Linked DNA regions of Homo sapiens: region 1 is linked to region 2. A link is a loop called in an ENCODE intact Hi-C map of the cell type or tissue named here. Cell type or tissue: Panc1. All regions are shown on one strand. Each heading gives the region's core, and the rest is flanking DNA. Links, peaks and the distances in the headings are about the cores only. Region 1 overlaps LOC100130691 (Putative uncharacterized protein FLJ44553). Region 2 has its middle 10 kb from the start of NFE2L2.

Region 1 (8,345 bases), core at 222-8,221, 51 kb before region 2:
GTATTGTGACAAGAAATATATTTTTGGGCCAGGCGCAGTGGCTCATGCATGTAATTCTAGCACTTTGGGAGGCCAAGGCAGGTGGATCACAAGGTCAGGAGTTCAAGACCTGCCTGGCCAAGATGGTAAAACCCTGTCTCTACTAAAAATACGAAAATTAGCTGGGCGTGGTGCCAGGAGCCTGTAATCCCAGCTACTCGGGAGGCTGAGGCAGGAGAATCACTTGAACCCAGGGGGCAGAGGTTGCAGTGAGCTCAGATTGCGTCACTGCACTACAGCCTGGGTAACAGGGTGACTCAAAAAAAAAAAAAGGAAAAGAAATATATATCTGGTCTCTTCCCCTGGTTCCTGGCACACAGCTCCTAAAACCCTTGGACTCTCCAGAGTGATAAGAGTGCCTTTGGTATGCTAATAAGACATTGGTGGCTGGGGAGCCCTAGATAGCTTCAAGAGGGGTGCTGATCACCGGAAAGACCAAGGCATGATTAGAGGGTTGGGACTTTCAGCCTTACCTTCCAACTTCTAGAGAGGGTAGAGGGGCTGAAAGATGAGTTGATTACCAATGGCCAATGATGTAATTAATCATGCCTACCTAATAAAGCCTCCATAAAAACCCAAAGGACAGAGTTCTGAGAGCTTCCAGGTTGCTGAACATGTAGAGGTCCCTGGAGGGTGGAATGTCTATAAAGGGCAGGGAAGTTTCATGCCTCTTCCCCCATCCCTCGCCCTGTGCATCTCTTCCATCTGGCTATTCATCTATATCCTTTGTAACATCCTGTATTAGTCCCTTCTCGCTGCTATAAATACCTAAGATTGGGTAATTTATAAAGAAAAGAGGTTTAATCGGCTCAGAGTTCAGCAGGCTGTTCAGAAAGCACAGCAGCTTCTGCTTCTGAAGAGGCCTCAGGAAACTTACAATTATGGTGGAAGGAGAAGAAGAAACACACACATCTTACATAGCCAGAGCAGAAGGAAGAGAGAGAGTGGGGAGATGCCACACACTTTTAAACAACCAGATCTTGAAAGCACTCACTCACTGTCACAAGAGCAGCACCAGGGAGGAAATCCGCCCCCATGATCCAATCACCTCCCACCAGGCCCCACCTCCAACACTGAGGATTACAATTCGATGAGAGATTTGGGTGGGGACACAGATCCAAACCACATCACATGCTTTGTGATGAATGGGTAATGTAAGCGGTGTTTCCCTGAGTTCTGTGAGCTGCTCTAACAAACTAATTGAACCCGAGGAGCAGAATCCTCATAGGAACCCCCAATTTATGACCAGTCGTCAGAAGTATAGGTAACAACCTACTACTTGGAATTGGCATCTGAAGTGGAAGCAATCTTGGGAGACTGAGCCTTCTGCCTGTGGGATCTAATGCTATCTCCACGTAGATAGTGATTATAGGAAAATTGTGTTAAATTATAGGATAATTATGTCCACTGAAGAATTGGTTGTAGGTAGAGGAAAACCTCCAGACATTTTGGTGACTGGAAGTGTTGTATTGGTTGAGTATGTGAGATTACGAAAAACTTTTTTTCTTATATCTCTTACATTCCCTTTCCTCTAAAACTTTTCCTCTATGACGTTGGGAATCTCATTCCATCGTCAGCAAACTCCCTGATACACCCAGCCTCTTCAATGACCATTGTTTATTATTATTATACTTTAAGTTCTAGGGTACATGTGCACAACGTGCAGGTTTGTTACATACGTATACATGTGCCATGTTGGTGTGCTGCACCCAATAATTCGTCATTTACATTAGGTATTTCTCCTAATGCTATCCCTCCCCCTCTTTAGCTATCTAGGTATTTCTGTGAAACATACCTGACTTCTCAGTTTCTTGATTCCATCTCCAATTACCTTCTCCATTGTGCTTCAATCACTCAATCCCATGGCCACCCCTAGGCCATGTCTTCAACAAACCACAGCACCTCTGAACCCTTGACTTTTAAGTCCTCCAATTCTTTTCATTTGGTTATTTTCACTACGTTTATCTTCCAAACTTATTAAGATCTGCAGTCTTTCTGCTTTCTCCTTTCTCTTTATCTATAATAAGCTTGCTGTCCCCTATTCCTTATCTACTGAGGAAGGACTCCATGACTCATAACATTGGCCTCTGACCGGTGTTCTCAACTCCATTACTTCATTATTCTTCTGGTTTATCTGCCTGACAAATTTTAGAGTGTATACCCTGAATCCAGCTGTCTGTCTTGGCCATTCCTTTACCTAGGCTGTTGGGCACTGTAGGAAAAAAATCACCCTGTCACACAGATTGGGGCTACCTTAAATTTATGCTCAGCAACCTCAAGTGGGACCTCACTGCTGCCTGCAGTCCTACTCTATTCCCCGGCCTGCTTGTTTTCTCAGCCTCCAGAGGGGCTATTTCAAGGATTTGCCTCTTCCTGCACCTCCCTATGTTGGCCTCTCTACCTTCTCATTCTCAATTGGTGATTTTTTTTCCCCCACATATCAGAGTTGGGTGGGTGTGGATGTTATGAGATGTGAGCAGTCTCAGTTTTCCATAACAACCTATACACTTTTTTTTTTTTTTTTTGAGACAGGGTCTCACTCTGTCGCCCAGGCTGGAGTGCAGTGGCATGATCATGGCTAACTGCAGCCTCAACCTCCTGGGTTCAGGTGATCCTCCCACCTCAGCCTCCTGAGTAGCTGGGACTACAGGCGCATGCCACCACACCTGGCTAATTTTTTGTAGAGATGGGATTTCCCATGTTGTCCAGGCTGGTCTCAAACTCCTGAGCTCAAGCAATCCACCTGCCTTGGCCTCCCAAAGTGCTGGCATTACAGGCATGAGCCACCACACCCACCCACAACCTATAAACTTACTTGCATCTTTATACATTTTTTTGACCTTGCCTCTTATTATAACAGAAAAACTCCCCCTACCTCCATCCAAGGCCAATCTCTTGGCCTGATGCTCTGGGTCCCATCTCTCTCTGACTTCCCATTGACCTCACTCTCTCAGTTATTCCTTCATACTCCTACCTTTATATTCAACCCCTTCCTCTCCACTGGCTCCTCCCTTCTCAGACTAAAAAAGCCACATCCTCTTCCATCTACCGTCCTCTCTTCTCTTGCCAGTTAAACTTTTTGGAAAAGTTGTCCACTCACTGTTTTAACTTCCTCACCTCCCACTCACTCTCCAAAATTCCTCTCTCCAAAATAACCCATGATCTCCATGTAGCTAAATTCAAGGGGCACTTTTCAGTTCTCTCCTTATTTGACCTGATGGCAGCATTTAACATATCCTCCTTTTTGATACTTTCTCTTTCCTGAGTATCTATGGCACTATCTACCTGCTCCCAGATAGCTCTCTCCATCTCCAACCCTTCTCTTGAGCTTCAGACCCTATAGGTTCCACAGGCATCTTAAACTCAAACTGAACTCATTTTCTCTTCAAATCTGTGTATCTCCTCCTGAGTTCCCCCTGGAGGTAGCAAGCACTGCCATGGACTCATTGCTGCAGCTAGTCACTTGTGTATCATTCCTCACTGTTCTCATCATCATACCTCATGTCCAATTGCATCACCAAGAACTCTTGATCCTGCCACCTGAATACCTCTCCTACCTTTTTTCTTGTCTTCTTTCCCCTCTACTCTCATCAGGTCTCACCTAAACCCCTGTTTCCAATCTTCATCTCAAACCATTCACCATGCAGTAGCCATGTGAGTGTAATGAGCAAGGAGTCTCACAGATGCAAGAGTCCACAAACCCTCAGGTGTGCAGTCATGGGATGTTTTTTCCTGGAGTAAATTTGATTTTGGAATCTGAACCTCCAGCCTTCCTCCTGGTGGACAACTTCATCTAGATTATCTTAAATGAATTCAGTGATTTGTCAACTGAGATTCCATAAATACTTCAGTTCAGAATTCAGTTTCAAACCTTCCTTCCCCTGTTCTTGCCTCTTACTCTTGGGCCTCTTGGGGCTGGCTACCCAAGGGAAGTGGGGAAGAAGATGGAGGTCCATGTGTGAGTAGCGGGTGGGGCTGGGGGAGCTGTCCATCTAGTCATTTCTGGGGTCACTCTAAAGCTAGCCTGAGCCGCTAATACCATTGTTGCCTATGCTCTCAGCACAGGCAGGCCCCAGTGTGCTGTCTAAAGTACCAGATCCTGCTAGCTTTGAAGGGTGGGGATGGGCTGTCTGGGTGCACATGCAGGTCCCATGTAGCTTCATCTCAGAAAGGGGCAGCCATGTCCCCCATAATGCCACGAAGTAATCCAGGAACATTCCTTCCTTTTGCCCTGCACATCTGCTTTCTGATCAGATCATTTCTTCTCCCCTCACAGCATAGAGGTGAAAAACCAATTCACATTTACACATTTGTATGAGTTGGTTTCATTTTAATTGTTTCATTTCTGAGTTAAAGTGCAGAGCCCTTTGTATTTAAATTGTGCAATGTAGAGTCTAGATTTCTCTCAGCAGCAGACAATCTCTACAATCATTAATTTGCTTTCCACTCTCCTGGCGAAAGAGTGAGGTGGGGTGTGTGCATGTTTGTCTATGTATGTGTATGTTGGTGGCAGGCAAGGAGCAGATGGGCAGCCCAGAGCCCAAGTAGAGAAATGAGTGGAGAGAATACATTCCATTAATACTTCACATATTATCCTGTCATGTGTTCTTTCTAAATCACAAATCTGAACAGGTCTTTCACTGTGTAAGCATCACTTACAGATGCTTAAAGCCATCTGTAGCTTCCCCATTGCCTTTAGGATAAAGTCTAAACATGTAAACTTGATTTACAAGTTAAGATCTGTTTACAGATGACCTTTCCCACCTCATTTGCCACAGTTTCCTCTCTTCTGTCCGTTCCATGGGTTCACTGTACTCTGTTGCCTCTGGACTGTCTCACATTCCTAGAAAATTCTCTTCAACTTTTCCCTACACCTCACTAATTCCTGCACATTCCTCTGATCTCCAGTTAAACACCACCTCTTCCCTAAGTCCTCCTTGACCTCCCTCCTACCTCTGACTTTGATTTGTCCCTGCTATGCACACCCATAACCTTCTCATATCATAGCACTTATCATATTCTAACTATTTTGTTTGTTTTCCCACTTGACTATTAATGCTTTTAAGACAAGAATATCTGTCTCGATCAGTGTTCACTCTCCAGCACTAGCACGTATCTGACACCTGATAGGTACTCAATAAATATCGTTAAATAATAAATGAATGAATGACTGAAGAATAAATTGAATGTGCAAGCCAGGTGCTGGCTTCATGTGCCCTGTCTTATAGCAGGACTTAGTACTTTATTGTGTTTCCCCAAAAGCAAATAAACTCCACAGAGTAGAGGTGAGTAATGTGGATTTGACCAACAATTTTATGAGGAGACATAAAAGGAGGTTTAAATGGAGACATTTCTATTCTCCCCTCAGTGTTCCTCTTTGGTTTCCAGATATTGGGTCTTCCTCTCTTTTGACCCTCCCTTCCTCCCATTCTCTCACCCCCAACTCAGCCTCTACTTCCCTTTTCTAGGCAGTATCACTCTGAGAGGACTATGGAGGATGAATCGGAGAGAAGTGAGGCTAGTATCAGGGAGTTCCATTTAATAGACAATTTAATGAGGCCAGGCAGAGATGATGAAGGCCTGAGTTAAGAAAATGACAAAATGGCCTGAATCCCAGGACTTTGGAGCCCCAGGTGGGAGGATTGCTTGAAACCAGGAGTTCAAGACCAGCTTGGGCAACATAGTGAGACCCTGTCTCTACAAAATAGAAATTTTTAAAAAGGGAAAAGAAAATGACAAAATGAAGAGGAGGGGGTGGGTTTAGGAGATGTTTGGGAGGGAAGATCAATAGGATGTGAGAACTGATTGGATTGGAGTAGAAGAGAAAGAGGAATATAGGGCATGTGTCAAGGTTTGGTGAATGCAAAAGGAGAAATAAAGAAAAGAAGAGAAGAGTAAAAAGGGTAGGGGTTGAGAGTTCCATAGGATTAGAGTTATTACCAAGGGACGTATAAAAGAGAATTAAGTGGAGAAGGACCAGTATAAGGATTATAATCACCTGAGAATCTAACAGGTTAGAGACCAAAACTGGTATGGGCACTAGTATTTAAATTGTGTAATGTAGAGCCTGGGTCCCTCTCAGTGTCAGACGATCTCCACAATTGTTAATTTGCTTTCCACTCTACTGACAAAAGAGTCAGGTGGGGTGTGCGTGTGTTTGTCTGGGTATGTGTGTGTTGATGGGGGTAAAGGGGCAGGTTGGCAACCCAGGTAGAAGGGAAATAATTGTGTGATTTTCTTTAATAACTTGGGCTGCCAATGGTAAGAGCTGAGAAAATGGGTGGTAGGTTGATCCAAGACTTGGGATTTCTGAGACGATGGGGCAGAAGGATCAAGGGGCGAAATGATGGATGATTTTATGAAAACAATGTTCAAAGTGATGGACAATGGCATCTAGGCTCAACAGGGATAGAAATGAGCCAGGATGGGGCTGACAGATTGAGGGGGGAGGGTGGGGATAAAAGAGCAGGGGCCATGCCTGGTGCAATGTTTACAGGAAATAGGAGTCCATAGGATGCAGGACCCAAAAGGAAAACAAATTGTGGAAAGGAGAAGTTACTCTTCCTTCTCTGAAATGAAACAGAAAAAGAGATATCATCTTTAAGTATTTCTCAGTAGAGAAAAAGCAATGAGAGGATACCCACATTGGAGAATCTTGATTTCTTCTATTAAGCAAAAGGAGAAAGTTGCATACAGTGGGACTGGGGCTTGAAGGAAACAGGAAGGATTTAGAAAAGGAAAAGTGAGGACTGTGGAAGGAAGGAAATTTTGAAAAATCAGAGAATTACCTGGGAGTAGTAAAGGCTCAGCTGGGACCAGTCAGCTGATATTGGCTTGGGTCAGATTTTTACATTTTTAATTTAATTTTCAGCAATATCTTTTGCTTGGGAGCAGAAACAGAAAGTACATGATGGACTTCATTGAAGGATGGAGATTTGGAAGACATGAATGGATGAAGAACCAAGTGCGTGAGGGCACCTATCAGGATTATTGCTGAAATCCTTATGGAGTTAACTGGCTGAGAGGAAGGCAAGCAAGCGAGGACTGATGGGCCCTTGGCACTGTGAGAACAGTGGAGGAGGAGGGAGCAGGGTTCATAAGGAGGAGCACAAACAGAAAGTTCAGTGGCCCCAATAAAAATAACACCAGAATCTTCCAGATACTTTCTCCATAAGGCGAAAAGGTAAATGCCCCTTTAAATCATTAACTAAACTGGCACTTAGATCTGGGCAGGCTCTCCCAGATTGGGCTGTTCCGTTTTGCCAGGAATTGATAAACTTCTGTGACCCCTCCAGGGTGAGTGAGCATGATCCATCTTCCCTGTCTGGACAAGTTTGATCCAGCCTCCTTCCTCCTGCTGAAGCAGGCCTGAGGTGTGTGCCAGGATTCCATGTCTTATGCTAATACTCACATTCCACATACCGGCTCTTGCTGGTACTGCCTTTAGGCTTTTAGAAGGCCGTGCTTTTACCCTCCCTGGCTGCACCCCTTACTACAGGGTGAGGAGACTGTGGCACCTAGGGGATGTGTCCACTCAGAACCACATTACCACATTGCTCCCTTCTAGACCACACTCTGGATAACTTGGACCACCTCAGGATTCCTTGCTCAAATGCCCCAAGCCCACTTCCAGGGCCTGCCTAGACTTCTTTTCCAGACCCATCCTCCCAAGGGCAAACCATGCCACTAGTGTGTGTGGTCAGCCTGAGAGGTAGCCAAGGATAGCCTATTTGCAGAGGCATGCACAGGGTATGGATGCGTGAACTGGGGCATCTACATGCATGCATGAGAGGGCCTTCTCATTCAGAGTCAAGGATGGGAGGAGAGGGGAACGTTTCAGGTTGGGGTCCAGCTCTCTCCATGCCTCTTTGTCCTGGTGCAGAACTCTAAGGATTCCAAGCATTGCACATTCAAACCTGACCTTCAGGTCTTTTGGAAGTTAGAGTTATCAAGGTAGGAAAATGGAACATATTTTATTTAACAGTTTGACTTGACTTATAACTTTCTTTTTTTTTTTTTTTTTTTTTTAGACGGAGTCTCGCTCTGTTGCCCAGGCTGTAGTTCAGTGGTGCAATCTCAGCTCACTGCAAGCTCTGCCTCCCGGGTTCATGCCATTCTTCTGCCTCAGCCTCCCGAGTAGCTGGGACTACAAGCGCCTGCTACCACGCCTGGCTAATTTTTTGTATTTTTTAGTAGAGACGGAGTTTCACCATGTTAGCCAGGATGGTCTCGATCTCCTGACCTTGTGATCCACCCATCTCGGCCTCCCAAAGTGCTAGGATTACAGGCATGAGCCACCACGCCCA
Region 2 (8,345 bases), core at 328-8,327:
AAAAAGCACTCAATAAAATAGAAACAGATGCATACTTCTTTAACATGATACAACACATCTAGCCAGCATTATGCTTGATGGGGAAAGTCTAGAGGTAGCCCCAATAAAGTTAGGAATAGACGGGGTGCTCACTATCATAATTACTATGTAAAATTTTACTGAAGGTACTAGCAATCATGACTTGGCATTATAAAACTTCAAGTATAAAAATAGGAAAGTAAGAAAAATATTTTCATTATTTGTAGATGATGTGACTCCGATTTTAAACCCAAGAGACTCAACTGAAAAATTATTATGAACAATAAGACAATTCAGTAAAGTATAAAGGTGGAAAATTAATATACAGAAACCAATCAATCTTATATGTGCAAATAATAACCTACTGGAGGATATAAGGATGAAGGACCTTATTTAAAGTAGCAATAGAAAAAATAAAATACTTGGGAACAAATTTAACAAGAAATGTGTATGCCCTATATGCAGAGAACTTTAAAATAAAACCAAGGAACCCAAACAAGCTTTGGATAAATAGAAAGAACATACCTGGGTAGGAAAAATAAAAATTGTTAAAATGTCATATCTCCCTAAGTTAATTTAACATTTTAACACAATTCCAGTAAAAAATACCATTTTTTTCCCTTTCAAATTTGGCAAGAGATTTCTCAAATGTATATGTGTGAGGGAGAATGTGGAATGGTTAGCCCTATCAAGTATTAAAACACATTATAAAGCCTCAGTAGTTAAAACAATGTGAGACTGATCCATAAATGGACATACAGATCAATAGAACAGATGAAAATGTTCTGATATAAACCCAGATACACGCAGGAATTTGTATACAATAAAGGTGACATTGCAAATCACTAGGGAAAAGAGAGACTGACTATTCAATATATTGTATTGAACTAGTTGTAACAAGTTAGCCTAGTTCTAGGCAGGCTGTAACTAGGCAGCCATCTGGAATAAAACTGGATCTATACACTATACACGAAATTACAAAGACATCATATATTTAAATGTGAAAAACCAAATTAAAATTACTAGAGGAAAACTATGAGAAAATGTCTTTATAACCTTGGAAGGTCCTTGTAAATGTGACTTAAAATATATAAGCCATTAAAAAAAATGATAAATTCAATTATGTTAAAATAAAAAATGTCTGTGTGGCAAAGAAACAAAATCACCATAATCAAAGTTAAAAGACAAATGACAAACTGGGAAAAGTATTTTCAACTCATGTCACAAAGTACTAATATCCCTTATATACAAAGCACCACTAGAAATAAATAAGATTTTAAAAATCAACAACCCAATAGAAACATGGGCAGTAATATGAATATGTTTGTCACATTTTCAAAAATCTAAAAGTTTTGACAATCTAACTTATGGTATTATACATTGGTAAGACTCTATGAAAGGTAATTTGGCAAGATCTGTCAGTCTTATAAGTGCTTATCCTTGACCCAAGAGGCACTTTTCAATGACTCTATCCTGTGAATATACTTAACACATAAAATGACCTATTATTAATAGTTAGATTTATTTAATCATCTCGTGTGTGCATGTATATATCTCATAACATCACATTGTACCCCATAAATATATACAATTATCATTTGTCAATTAAAATAAAAATTTAAAAATCATTTAAAAAATGGCCAGGCACGGTGTCTCACACCTGTAATCCCAGCATTTTGGGAGGCCGATGCGGGCGGATGACCTGAGATCAGGAGTTTGGGACCAGCCCGGCCAACATGGGAAAACCCCATTTCTACTAATAATACAAAAATTAGCCAGGTGTGGTGGCACATGCCTGTAGTCCCAGCTACTCAGACGGCTGAGGCACGAGAATCGCTTGACCTGGGAGGTGGAGGTTGTGGTGAGTCGAGATCGCACCACTGCACTCCAGCCTGGGTGACAGAGTGAAACTGTGTCTCCAAAAAAAAAAAAAAAAATTCATTAAAAAATGACCCAGGTCAAGGTCAAGGTAACTTATTGCAGCATGACTTGTAATAGCAAGATTAGAAACAATCCAGTATTCATCAATATGAAACTAGTTAAATAAATCATGATGCATCCATGTAATTGAATATTATGCAGCTTTAGAAAGAAACACATAGAGGGGGCCGGGCGAGGTGGCTCATACCTGTAATCCCAGCACTTTGGGAGGCCGAGGTGGGTGAATCACGAGGTCAGAAGATGGAGACCAGCCTGGCCAACATGATGAAATCCCGTCTCTACTAAAAGTACAAAAAATTAGCTGGGCGTGGTGGTGGTCACCGTAATCCCAGCTACTCAGGAGGCTGAGGCAGGAGAATCGCTTGAACCCAGGAGGCGGAGGTTGCAGTGAGCAGAGATCGCAGCACTGCACTCCAGCCGGGGCGACAGAGTGAGACTCTGTCTCAAAAAAAAAAAAAAAAAAAAAAAAGGAAGAAAGAAATACATAGAGAGTGAAGATGTACCACATAGTATATTGATAAACAGTACAAACCTCCAAGACATTTTTAATGAAAGACACAAGATGGAGAACCATATGCACTGTTTGCTACCTTTTGTGTGAAAAATGAGAAAAATAGAGTATATATTTGCTTATATATATATACACATATGAGTATATTTATACAGAATATATATTATAGTATATATAATATGATAGTATTTAGGATGTATATATTTGCTTATATATACAAATGAGTATATATAGATAGTATATATTATAGTATATGTAATACAATAGTATTTGTATATAGAGAGTATATATTTGCTTATACATATGTTTCTGGGGAAAAGTGAGGAGATTTAGTGAATGGAAGATAGAGTGGGGAGGTTAACTTTTTACTTTTTATATTTTTTAAATATTCAAATCATGAGGATTAAATATGAAATACATAAAAAGTGCTTATTAAAAAATCAAACAATACAGAAATATGTAAGGTAAGAAGTAATGTTCCTCTACCCTTAAAACTGCCACTCAGAGAAAACCAATATGAGTAGTCTGTTATATACCTTACAGGATTTAGTCATTGAGAAACAGATAGGAGACTTCAAAAAAATTACTTATTAGGCAAGGAAAGCATTAGTTTCTGGGTCCTGGCAGTCACATTGTTCTGGCACTACCAAATCCACTTAGACCACATATAAGCAGCTGAGATAAATGTTGATCTCTTGCCGCACGCCCACAGTGAGCTGCTCTCAAGAGACTTCACCCAATCCTACGGGAGTTCAGTTATATGTAAAATAAGAAGTTAGAAAATAATTCTGAATTAGGTGGCATTTTAAAAGTGAACGGTAGAGGCCATTAACGCCACTAAATTAAGTATGATGGTAGATTTTAAATTAAGACATTAACATTTCAGTAAATGAAAATGCTTGTGCAGTCTGCAAAATTCTTGGCAGTAGTACCACAGAATTCAGCCAGTAAGGGCTCCTAAGTTACAAACATAAAGAGTCCCAAAGAACACAAAGAATCATTCTTTATTTTCCACTGCTATTATTAAAAATTTTAAAAATATATTCTAGATGGAGCCTGCTAGTTCACTAGTGCAATAAAGCGAGCCTCACATTACTGAGACCTCCTCGCAATCCTGTTCCTTTGCCTCAGAAAATTCCTTGATGAGTAGAATATGAATGTTATAAATATTTATTAACAAAAATATATACAAAATGAAATATGCAGCCTTCCTATTTCAACATAAATACCAAGGTCTCTTGCTAAACCAGCAGTTGATATTTTAATACATGTGCCCTAACACAACAAAACAGTGTTTATGCAACACACTCTTTCCCGTCATCTTATAAAAGCAGTCTGTTGATGTTGGAACAAACCTTAGAAAGTTTAGTCATGCAATTGTTCATTCAATTAAGGAACATTTACCAAGTATCTCCACATAGCAGGTAAAGTAAAAAGTAACGGAGATAAGAAGATGAATAGCACCATCTCTGGCTCTTGAATTTAAGTCTAAGCCAATTCTTTTATTTTTATATCAAATAATCTCTAGGTTTCTCAAGTTCAGACCATAACTTTTTATTATGTCAAGTATCATGCATTTATAAAAAGAACTAAATATTTTATATTTGTGGGTTGGCAGTGGTCTATTCTTCCATCAATGTTGTTCACATAGTCATTTTTTGTTTTCAGATGATTATTTCAGAGGATCTGACTGCTCTTCATCTTCATGAATAACTTTAAATACATTAATCCAGTTAGCCTCACAACAACCCTCATTTTACAGACTAGGAAACTTTTGTCAGTCATGCTGAATTACTTTCTCAGGCTCTCACAGCTAGTATCTAAACTCAGGTGTGCCTGTCTCACACTTATATTCTCTACACAATAGTAAACAGCAGGATTTGTAGAAATGTAGGCTAGAGAAATTGTAATTTGTATTAATTACATGATTGTCATTTGTTAAAACCTCAGCTGCTTCACAGATGATTTCTTAGAGAAAAGTATACTATGACAGTAAACACAATGTGTTTCCGAGGTTCATAAGACTGTGAAATGATACCAGGTGACTGTTGGTTTCCGTCATTACAATATTGTACATTAAAATGAAAACATATAAGTGAAGTTACTGCTATTTCAATTGTATTTCTTTACATTTTATCATCAAACCTTCCTATAGCCTTATCTTTTGTTCATTTGAACTGCTTTGCTATACATCTTTTTACTATCCATATCATCTATTATATCTTTAAAGATACCATAATATTTTTATATTATATTATTATGTTTTTAAAAGATACTTAATCTTTCTTCTTTTAGCCACATTGGTGTGACTCTCCTCCTAACACACTCTTTCCACATAAGCCTTCTGAAAAACAAGACATTCACTCATAGTGAATGATCAATGCATAGCTTGCTCAGAGCAGGGTACACATTTTTGAAATTATGAAGGTGAGTTGTAGTAAAAGAGATAATTTAAGTTGAATATGATAATTTGATAGAATCTGGTACTGATTGTCAGCTTTGAAGACCTTGTACCACAGAATCAGACTGCAAAATCTTAGAGTGATATTCTTCCAATGAGCCACTAGCAATCAGAGAGAGGTTTCTGGGGGCCCTCGTACTTTCTGTTTTATGTATTTGCAGATTTGGATCAAGAGCAGAGGGTTAGTAAGCCTTAATCAAGAAAGAAAAAAAACAAATACATGGAAATCTTAAATTGAATTCCAACATGAAAATTATGGCACAGTTTATACAACTTTATGATATCTCAGTTGCATAAAATTATACTTCACCCTTCAAATAATGACATACAATTAAATGAGGTCTATGGCAAGTACTATCATATAGAACGTGATCCCTACAATGTTTAATCATTCACAAAGCATTGGGAGGTGTCTTGGGGCCTAGCCCAGTGAAAAGAGCAAAGGTTTTGAAACAGCCAAATCTAGAATTTCACATGAGCTCTTCCATGGAATCTTGGCCAAGTTACTGAATCAGATTGAACTCGGCTTTATCACCCGTAAAATGGCTATTGCTAGTATTAGTAATGACACATACAAAGTGTTTGGAAGGAGAGCTTTGTACATAATGCTCAATAAACTCAAGTTTTACCTGAGGCACTTCACACAGTACACAACAGTGTTCTTAAATTAAATTGAATTGATTATAAGGAGATCAAGTGTTCATATTATCTAATCTTCCAACCAGAGCGGACAATTGAAAAGATGTATTTCCTGCTAATACAGTACTTACTTTCCCAGGAGGCTAGACTGGGCAAACTTTAGCAAGAAATGTCTCCATATATAGTGTACAAAAAAATCTCCCTCTAGTTTATGAATCCGTGTTGTCACAAAACATTTATTTATTCAGTGTTTAGAGCTTTTTTAAAAATAAAAAATAAAAAAACTACAGTGACCTTATTAGGTTAGGTAATAGATATTTTAACCAATTTGATTTAAATTGTTAATGGTGTCGTCTAGGAATTTAGGGGAGAACAGTCAAGAAAAAGAAAGAAACAGGTAATAGTTGTTGCATCTCAATGCAGTTCAGAAAACATGAGTAGGTCCACCAGCGTGTGGTAGCAGAGGAAATTCTCAGGCACCAGTTGAAAGTAAAAGCTTGGTATTTTATAGTTTCCTTTTGTAAGAACTCAAGTTTTTGTTGAGTTGCATATTTTATATTTTCTGGAATTTTGGTGTCATTTTATCCATAGTTAATAATATTGTTTCACCATAACTCCTCTTTGATTATGTAACCAGCAAAGTTTCTAACAATAAAGCATATTTTAGGGGTACATACCTTCCTCTCAGTCAATGTATAGAAAGTATTACATTATGTATTAAAACCTCAGTGCCATGACAAGATAGTCAACATCTTTAGTCATCAGAAAAATACAAATCATAACTACAATTGTGTGTGTGTACTTATCAAATTGTGTACTTTATATATATGTAATTTATTTTATATCAATTAGACCTCATTAAAGCTATTTTTAAAATATTATGTGAATTTTGCAGAAAATGAAAAGAGAAACCCCTGACCTCAGCTATCAGGTTGGCTACATTAACTGCCTGCCTCTTTTGCATCATCAGCTACTTCCTGGCTATGGGCAAGTGTGATGTTTTTTTACTGGACTGTAAGGACCTTCAGAGTAGAATCCATGTTTAACTCAACTGAGTCTTCCTTCAAACTCTCTCACTAAGTATTCAACTGTTGTTTTTTAAATGAAACATAAATTGCTTGGATAGTTTTTGGTGAAACATTTCAGAAAACATTTCTACCTAAATTCCCTAATGAACCTTTACGATTTTTTGAACTATGCATGGGAGGCAGCATATCTTCATGCTTAAGAACTTTAAAGTCAGTGATTTGTTCAGCTACTTACTAACCACCTGACCATAGATAAAATTATCTCACCTCTCCAGGCCTCAGTTTGCTCATTTCTAAAATGGGACTGTAAAGGACCTGTCTTGGATTTTCTGAGAGGATTAAATGATATAACCCATATAAAGTACATGGGCCATATTTAGCACTCAATAAATACTTGTTGTTTTTGTTGTGTTGTTATTGCTTTCCATATCCCTAATATATTGTAGAGAAATAAAGAATCTAAAAATTCGGGTTATTATGCATAGTAAGCATACAAGAACTGTTAGCAGGGAAAAAGACAAGTGAATTAATACACTGACCGTTACAAATTTTTGAAAGTTTACGAACTCCAAAGACTGAAATATTCCATCTTTCATCAGGAGAAAGAAAACGTGATGAACAAGTTACCTGAATCTTACAGGAGGGATAGCTCTAAACTGACATTAAAGTTACCTGCATATTAGGCTTTTTAGAATCACACAATTAGAGAAATTTAATTTATTGGAAGAAGCAAAAGGGTTTTAACACCTTATAGTCTTCTCAGTACATTTTGATTCTTGCTCTTAGACCTTTTCATTAAATAAGAAAAATTAAAAACCTGCTGGTACGTAGAGAGGCTAAAGTTGCAAACAGCTCATTTACTTTCTCCCTACCCTTCACACTGAAGTTCTTAAATGCAGAAATCCTGTTCTCCTATTTGTTTGCAAGTTTTCTCTCTAGTGAAAAATACTTCATCATTTTGTCCTTGGGGAATTCATTAAACAGAATGTGGAAAAATGTAATCTTTAGGGAGTTTTGCTGTGAGTACTCTCAGTAAATACAGCACAAGCCAAGAGACTCTACAGAGACCTGACCTAGAGTAGACGAAGCCTGGGCCATTGTCAGATAATCATTTCCTTGAGCTTTGAGGCAGTCACTTAATTGTTTTGTCACCTCTGATTTTTGTAATATTGGGCCTAATTGCATCTCCCTGATTTGTGGGGAGTGTTTATAAAATATGTACAATAATTATTATCATTAATAAACTGGATTATTAATCCCCTCCAAAAATAATGTGCCAACATGTCAATAAAATTTACACCTTATCCTTTAAGTCTGGCCCAGTACTAGATTTGCCTTTAAAAGTCCAAGTCAGCCGGGCGCCATGGCTCACGACTGTAATCCCAACACTTTGGGAGGCTGAGGCAGGTGGATCACCTGAGGTCAGGAGTTCGAGACCAGCCTGGCCAACATGGTGAAACCCCGTCTCTACTAAAAAATACAAAAATTAACTGGCATGGTGGTTCATGCCTGTAATCCCAGCTACTGGGGGGCTGAGGCACGAGTGTCGCTTGAACCTGGGAGGTGGAGGTTGCAGTGAACCGAGATCATGCCACTGCACTCCAGCCTGGGCAACAGAGTGAGACTCTGTATCAAAAAAAAAAATTCCAAATCAATTTGTTGTATGCGAAGAACATAATACCATGAGTCAGGAAATGTTATTCTATTTCTGGTTCTGCCAGTAGTTACCTCTGTGGTCATTAGTAAC

The links. Hi-C counts contacts between places; a loop is a spot of excess contacts. Peaks named below come from ENCODE experiments on the same cell type or tissue, not always from the same donor. Only the 100,000 strongest peaks of a DNase experiment are listed, where the experiment ranks them.
Region 1: a loop joins it to region 2, with 5 times the contacts of the local background. A loop is called at or near these places in 81 of 110 quality-filtered maps.

What each region holds. Positions count from the first base shown.
Region 1 is chr2:177,321,962-177,330,306 of GRCh38, reverse strand. LOC100130691 (Putative uncharacterized protein FLJ44553) reads left to right here. Exons shown (of 9, transcript NR_026966.1): 6 at 6,911-7,068. Among named protein-coding and RNA genes, the nearest start is that of MIR6512, 12 kb to the right of the region's middle. In Panc1, for the core only: a CTCF peak has its summit at 3,411 (motif pointing left); no DNase peak of the experiment used is centred there.
Region 2 is chr2:177,270,690-177,279,034 of GRCh38, reverse strand. No RefSeq gene overlaps it. Among named protein-coding and RNA genes, the nearest start is that of NFE2L2, 10 kb to the right of the region's middle. In Panc1, for the core only: no CTCF peak of the experiment used is centred there; no DNase peak of the experiment used is centred there; H3K4me3 peaks cover 2,639 bases; H3K27ac peaks cover 6,661 bases.